Regions from separate parts of the Homo sapiens genome. Here all the other regions are linked to region 3. A link is an interaction called in ENCODE POLR2A ChIA-PET data of the cell type or tissue named here. Cell type or tissue: A673. All regions are shown on one strand. Region 1 overlaps DOCK10 (dedicator of cytokinesis 10). Region 2 has its middle 64 kb from the start of SCG2. Region 3 overlaps LOC124907986 (a long non-coding RNA gene).

What was found. ChIA-PET counts read pairs that join two places held together with the same protein. Peaks named below come from ENCODE experiments on the same cell type or tissue, not always from the same donor. Only the 100,000 strongest peaks of a DNase experiment are listed, where the experiment ranks them.
Region 1: POLR2A ChIA-PET joins it to region 3 with 5 read pairs; 1 of 35 experiments calls an interaction of 5 or more read pairs at or near these places.
Region 2: POLR2A ChIA-PET joins it to region 3 with 11 read pairs; 1 of 35 experiments calls an interaction of 5 or more read pairs at or near these places.

Annotation. Positions count from the first base shown.
Region 1 is chr2:224,847,654-224,850,153 of GRCh38, forward strand. DOCK10 (dedicator of cytokinesis 10) reads right to left here. Exons shown (of 56, transcript NM_014689.3): 19 at 1,854-1,946. Among named protein-coding and RNA genes, the nearest start is that of CCDC195, 130 kb to the left of the region's middle. In A673, no CTCF peak of the experiment used is centred here; a DNase peak (open chromatin) is centred at 1,048.
Region 2 is chr2:223,536,774-223,539,273 of GRCh38, forward strand. No RefSeq gene overlaps it. Among named protein-coding and RNA genes, the nearest start is that of SCG2, 64 kb to the right of the region's middle. In A673, no CTCF peak of the experiment used is centred here; a DNase peak (open chromatin) is centred at 1,348; H3K27ac peaks cover 1,512 bases.
Region 3 is chr2:223,116,549-223,119,048 of GRCh38, forward strand. The region is part of intron 1 of LOC124907986 (a long non-coding RNA gene); the gene reads left to right. Among named protein-coding and RNA genes, the nearest start is that of KCNE4, 66 kb to the left of the region's middle. In A673, no CTCF peak of the experiment used is centred here; DNase peaks (open chromatin) are centred at 1,183 and 1,903; H3K4me3 peaks cover 860 bases; H3K27ac peaks cover 2,500 bases.

The DNA of each region.
Region 1 (2,500 bases), 1.7 Mb after region 3:
TATTGTGTAATGTGGTCATGGTTTTTGCTTAACTGTTTTTCACTTTCTGTCCTGAATTTGTGGGGGAAAAATTAAAGAGCACTAAACGCATATGGAAGAGTGAAAGAATGTCAGGCAGGTAGTTTCACTGATGTTCCTTTAATTGGTTTTTAAATGATTAATGTGCACAGTGTGGGAGACAGAAAGACAGCACCCACTAGATGTCCTGAATGTTCTAATCCTGCCAATATGCCACCTTACCTGGTAAGTAGGACTTAGCAGATGTGATTAAGTTAAGGACCATGAAATGGGGAGATTATCCTGGATTTTCCAAATGAGCACAGTGTCATCACAAAAGTCCTTATAAGAGGAAGGCAGAGTCATAAGAGAAATGATACAGAAGCCGAGGTCAGAGTGATGGGATTGTTGGGAAGGCTCAAAAGCCAAGAAATGTGGGCAGCCTCTGGAAGCTGGAAAAGGAGATGAACTGGAACCTTCCCTAGAACCTCCTGAAGGTTCGTCACCCTGCTGCAAGCTCGATTTTAGCCCTGTGAGTCATTTCAGACTTCGTACCACCAAAACAGCAAGATAACAATTGCATACTGTTTTAAGCTGCTAAATGGTGATAATGTGTGAAAGCAGCCATAGAAAACGTCTACAAAAGCTGTGATATTGTGAATCTCAGGCATCCCATCAGCAGGCTGCACTAGTCAGACCTTCACTTTATGGTTAGAAATTAAATTTTTTCACTGAAACTTCTTTGTCTAAAGTTGTTTGTAACGTAAGCTAACATGTATATAGTAATTGACCATGAGCCCAATGACTTTCTATGTGTTAGAGCAGAATGGTGAAGCTTCAGGCTGTGGAGTCACATGGTCTGGTTTGATTTCTCTCACTTATTATGTGCCCTTGGTAAAGTTACTTGACTTCTCTGAGCCACAGTTTTCTCATCCATCAAATAGGGAGGTAATAATAGTGCCAACTTCTTGGAATTACTGTGGGGATTAAGGGAGATGATGTGTGCATGGAATTTAGCTTGAGGCTTGGCACACAGCAGGAGTCTTGGAAGTCTGCCAGGGCAAGGCTTGTTCCCTGTCATGTTTAGAGATGACGGGATCCAAGCTCCCTTAAGTTCAGGCATGTTATAAGCCATGGAATTGGCTCAGGCTCTAGTTCTCTGTTCTCTTCCTTATGACATGAAATGCTGCCATTCATTGGTAAAGCTATTTAACACAATCTCTTCACTAGTCAGTGAAATAAAAGAAAAAAAATTATTCACTGAAAAAGAAAAGAAGACAAGATATATCCCAGCACTAAAAGCATCTTTTTTTTAAATTTAAATTTTAATTTTTTTAGTTGAGATGGAGTCTTGCTCTGTTGCCAGGATGGAGTGCAGTGAGTGGCATGATCTCAGCTTACCACAATCTCCGACTCCCTGGTTCAAGCGAGTCTCCTGCCTCAGCCTCCCGAGTAGCTGGGATTACAGGCACGTGCCACCACGCCCAGCTAATTTTTGTATTTTTAGTAGAGACGGGGTTTCACCATGTTGGCCAGGATGGTCTTGATCTCCTGACCTTGTGATCCGCCTGCCTTGGCCTCCCAAAGTGCTGGGATTACAGGCGTGAGCCACTATACCCGGCCAGCATTCCATTTTTTTTAAAAGGTCACTCCTGTCCTGAAATACATGAATTTGCAACGTACTCCTGGAACAACTGCCAATTAATATAGTTTAGAAATATTGGTAAGTACATACCTGCCAAGGCATGTCCTTAGTCTGATGAGGTCTAGAGAGAGTGTTTTTCACTGCACGGTTATCTGAACATTTACCCACCTTTCTTAGGAACCGCTGGGGGCAGTGGAGGGCTAGCTCTTACCTCATCTGAGAAATCCGGATTCTGAGAGTGGTGCAGAACTGCTGTGTAGGCGGCTGAGGTGAAGAGGGGCCCTCCAGGTTTTCCATAAATACACTGTTTGAAAAGTTATGAGTTGAACAATTATGAGTGTCTGAAATTATCCCTGGGTGAAAAAAAAGTCCATAACTCTTCAGTACCAACCCTGGGACAATGGCAAACTTTGTGATAACTTGCCAGGCTAAGCTGGCATCTAATTAACCTTGAACTTCTTTGGCCTACTACCCTGCATTTATTATACAATGAAAGCTGCTGAAGATAATTTGATGGCTTTCATTCATCATATAGTTAATACGCCAGGGCCAAATACCTGTGGGACAGGAATAATACAGGGTGGCCACAGGAGAACAGAAAATTCCAGGCAGAGGTTTCACATGCCTAGCAAAAAGGATACTGTTGAAATAGCTGCAAAAGTCAGTGGCCAATAAGACCCTAAAAAATGAGATGCGGGCCAAGCTGGTTAAGACCAACTGTACCCAGCATGGTGCTGGATTTGACCTAGGTTTCTCCTAGGACCTCATTATATGCTCATTGACATACTAAATCACACTCCCCCCAGTACCTGGGCAGTTCTAAAGTTTCTTTAGAAATCTTCATGAATATAAAGAAAC
Region 2 (2,500 bases), 420 kb after region 3:
TTCTTCACTCTACTGTGTTGTGTCTATTTTCTCTTTGCTTCTTATCTGTCTTCTCTCTCCTTGAGTACAAGCCAACAAGGGCTTCTTTTTACACTGCTAAGTCAAGCATGCCTGTGATTAATGCACATGGTAAGTACTCAATAAATATTGGTAAAGTAAATAAACAAAAGAATCCTCTTATTCCTGATGAGAAACTTTCAGTGACTTTTCATTGACCACAAAATGACATCCAAACTGTTCCTTTTAGCTTTCAAGGCTTTCCATAATTTACCGTTCCAATTTCATTTTCCCACTAGACACCAAACCTCAGCCTGGCTATTTTCCGAACTCTAAGCCTCTCCTCCTGCACTCTACCCAGATGGTTCCTCACCATCTCAACATGCCCCTTGCTACCTGTCCATCAAAGCATGGCTCACCTGCTATAAACTCCCTTGAACCTCCCCTGATTCCCATAGCCCATGCTGTAGTACAGATGTTCATAGACATGTTTTTCCTTTTTGAACAGAGACTCTTCTTAGCTACTCGTGTCATCCATGCTCAGAGCTGGAACTCCAGTTAAAAATGAGCTCATTAAATAAATGAATTCTAGCCAAGATTCACTTTAGCCAAGAACCTGACAACCTTACAAGCAACATTATGGTTTCTAGATATTTTTCTCATTCCAGTGTTGTAAGAAGGATTTGAAATTTTATTTTTCTGAAGATACATTTTTTGCTCATTATATACACAAAAAGTGGCTGGTCTCCATATTGTAGATTAAGGAAGCTCATTGAATTAAAATGAGATCATAGGGTCTGTTTTAAGTGACTGGGAATTCAAATGTTAGGATTAAATCTTCAGAGAAAGACTACAAATTAAAGAGCCATTATCCAGATGTTTCTGAATATCTATCTCTACCTATGTCTTATTCAGCTGGTCATTTAGTTAAGTGAAGGGTGCATGTGGCTTCAGCTTTTGACTACCGCTGTCTTTCCTTCTCTAAAGGAAGCCTCACTGAGTACCCAGGCCACACCTAGTTACCTTATCTACTCCACAAATAACAAGCAATACCTCCAACCCCATAATTCCAGCACTGCTGGAAGGTGGGCTAAGTGGCTCACTCAGTGAGTTGATAGTCTGTCCTGCCCCCCACAGATGGGACTACAAACCAGGCCATGTCTCAGGTGACAGCCAATTTCCAAATGAGGCCAAGAATATTTAGAAGTGGTTACAGCTCTGATTTGGGATTCGTCTCCTGGAGATGCCATGGTGCCTTTTTAATTTCCTGACATTTTCAGACATGGAGAAAAGAATCTGGCTGATGAGTCACCAATATTAATGGGTTTTTGAATCCTATTCGCTGTGGCAGCTGCCTCTTCTTTAGTTATTCACACACAAAAAAAAGAAAAAGACTTTCAGGCAAACTCCGAGAAAGAAGCAGTGTTGGCAGCCATTCAATTGTCATGTGTATTCTCAGACCTTGGCCCCTGTTTCATGGGGAGGGGAGTTGTTTGTTTTTTTGCCTTGTGTGTGACTGTTTGAGAAGCTGAAGATAATTGTTATATACATACTACCTTGGTGGAGTGGGCTTCGTTTGTTTGATGGACAGAAAACACCTCCAGAGCTCAAATCTTGTGATTCTGCTGAGTCATAACAGAATAGAGGGTTGTATTACATTACAGCACTTCTTGTTTTCCTGGTTCCTGAATTCTGCTTTTACCTGCATGCCCTGATATGAAAAAGGAAAAATATAAAGTGAAATGTTTGTGTTTAGAATAGCTAATTATACTTCACAAACTTCCACACAAGTCCAAGGTTTGAAGCCAAAATATTAAAATAGTTGCATCCTTGCTACCTTTAGGGTCCTCCAGTTCCCAACATCCCAAGTGTATTTTAAAAGCAGCCCTAGCTGGCTCCCAACAGTGACTGTGAGCTTGCTAGATAACCAAGTCTCTTCTTCCTAACAGAAAAACATAACATTACCTATCCCTCTGTAAGTATGTGGTAAGAATTCTCTATTTCCTATTCTTCCTGTGCTTTTTAAACTAAAAGGAGTATATGGGCCAAGACAGCCCCTTTTGTGAGTTAACAGAGGACATTTTTTTCTTCACAGACCAAGATCTCTTGAGTTCTATCATAAATCATGAAACCCGTGCCAGGGTCCAAACTAGTTCTTCACAATCAAACAAACAATTAGCTCTGAGGTCACATTGTGGGGATAATGGGGGTAGGGAGGGAAGAAAGAAAATTAGCACACACATTATCTGAGATTTTATTTCACAGCACGCGTACAAAGAAGTGCTGCATCCAGGGCACAAGAGATTACTGATGAAAGGAATTTACAGTGAAAGATAACGAGGGAGCTTTCAGCAAGCCATCAATCTGTGGGCTGTTCCTGGAAGCCCCTGGACAGTCGGAACACAGACCGTGCTGAATGGAAGCAAGGTGACATTTAGAGGACATGGTTCACTGAAAAGAGCAAACGTATGCAAACCCAGGAATATCATCTTGTGAGGAAATA
Region 3 (2,500 bases):
TTCATTTCTTAAACCGAAAGCTGTGGAAATAGTCATTTTTCCTCATAGGCATTATATAAAATATCACAGATCCTGTAGGTAAACAGTTATGTATAGTTTTTCTTGGCTCACTGCTTAAAATGGAAAAACAGAGGAATCTGTTGCCTTTCCTCTTGTTAATTTCGTGTGCGTATGGAGCCCATAGCTTGAGAATAATTGTCTTGAGGACAAGGGCAAAATCTTTTATCTTTATTTTATGCACAACTTCTGCATGATCTCAGTGGTTAGTTGAATAATTGTTGGTAGACTTATTTTGGATTGAGTCAATTTTCTATTCCCAGTGCTATAATGAGGTATAATGAGGTGTATGAGGGAAATAGGTAGTATTTTCATCCATTTGGACTCACTTCTGTTAACCCCACTTATTTAATTACTCAGAAATATTCATTAATTTAACAAATATTGAGGCTGCTATGCACCAGGTGCTTTGATGAGTACTAGGGAGAGTAGCAAGTCAGACATAGACCCTGCCGTCATGGGGCTTGAATTCTAACTTCCTATTATATACACAATGAGGTTCATATGATATTAAGAATCATTTAAATCTACAATTGTAAGGCACACTTAAATTTTGAGTATGTTTTGAGTTTATCATACATCTTCCCCTTTGTACCTTGTTCACCTTTTTAGGTCTCCAAATCACTTCCCTAAAATATTCCAGCCAATTTTCTTTAGTGCATTTCTGACATTCAAATAAAATTGTGGCTTTTAATTAAAAGGCAAGGTATTCCATTGAAACTTTTTCTATTAAATTTTAGTGGAACACTACAATAGTAGGTAAACACCAGACAAATGAATCCTATTTAAACATGGATAATATTCATCTACTTCTTTCTTAGAGCTTCCTGTAAAAATCAGGAAGACTCTTCAAACTTTACTTTCACAGGCCTGTACACTGCTGGAGGAAGGAGGTCCAAAGGGAAAAATAATTTGCAGAAGGAAAAACACCATGGAGATGGAAAAAAAAAAAAAAAAAACAAGTATTAAAACACTTGAAACAAAGGAATGGGTCACAGCTTGAAGAAGAGCTCTGGTTGAAGACCGGAAAACACCAGGGGTTAGCATAGCGGAAAACACATATAAACATATTTTAGTTTTGAGAAATGGCTCATAGGAAATTTAATGTCTGTAAAAAGTCCCCTTTTATTTCACATAGGAAGGAGGGTTAAATAGCACATTTAAAAGCACATTTAAAAGCACTGGGAAATCCCGTCCCCAAGGGTCTCAGTTCACTTGAACTCAGCTACCAGTTGCAGAGAACCTGCTTTGTACCAGGCACTGTGCTCCAGATGGAGACACAGGAAGAAGGAGGAGATCCAGTTCCCAGTCTGGAGAGGCTTCCGGTCCATTATGGAAGAAGATGTCTAAGCAGGAAATTCCTCCACACTGTGATCTGATTTGTGATGCAGGGAGGACTTCGTTACCATGGGTGTGCTTTGAAGGAGGTGTGGAGCCTGGGGTGCAGGGAGGGGGTACATAGTGGAATTTCTGGAGCAGGTGATGTATCTCCAAAGGGTGGGTAGTGGTCTTACATCAATTAACATAGTACTTTCATTTTGAAAGACTTTTAAGAAACTGAATGCGGACATCCATGAGATGATGCATACGACTGAAACTTTCCAAGTTGAATATTAAAGGTAGTAATCACATCCTGCGTCTAATTCCCTTCTTGCCAAAGAGCAGAGGCAAAACCATTGAACAACTGCATACAGTAATTCACCTGCAAATATGTTGATACAGGTTCTGCCAACTGTATTCTCTGAATAGTGCATTCTCCCCAGATGACTTTCTGTTAATTGGCAACTATGGGAGTGTCCTCCTTAGAGGGTTTTGTTGCCAGAACTCTTTCCTGTTGCCAAATAGCCAAAACTATCCTTGTGAGGGGAACTACGCATCAAATTTCTTTATTTGGTGGCTTTTCTCAGGTTCAAAGAATTCCCACAAGGTTATTTCAGGATGGCTTGAAAATAGATGGTAATTTAATTAACCCTTTCTCGGATGGTATTAATCACTCCAGTCTTGTCAAGAAGCAGATGCTTGTATCATTCACAAAATGTGTTGCTGATAAGATGGATTGGTGGCTTTTCATTCTCAGGAAATCAAACAAGTCACATTTATGTCAAAGATGGCGTGCACCGGTGACCTTCCCTTGGTTGGGGCAGTTTCCCTTCAGGAAAATGCTTAAGTGGTATACAACAGTTCTGAGAAAAGAAAGTAAGCATCTCTTGATTCTCTGAAAGTGTATCTGTTCTGAGAAATACTTAAAGATGATTAAATTTCTTGATAAATCTCTTTCACAACATTTAACCAACTTAAGAATTTGGGGATTTTCTTGATAGTATTCTTATTATAGAAAATTTTCTATTCATGCTTCTCTATCCTTTTACTTTTGCCAAAAAAAAAAAAAGATCAAAATAAAGGAAAATACAAGAAAAAGAAGCTTCCCACATTGCAATAGATA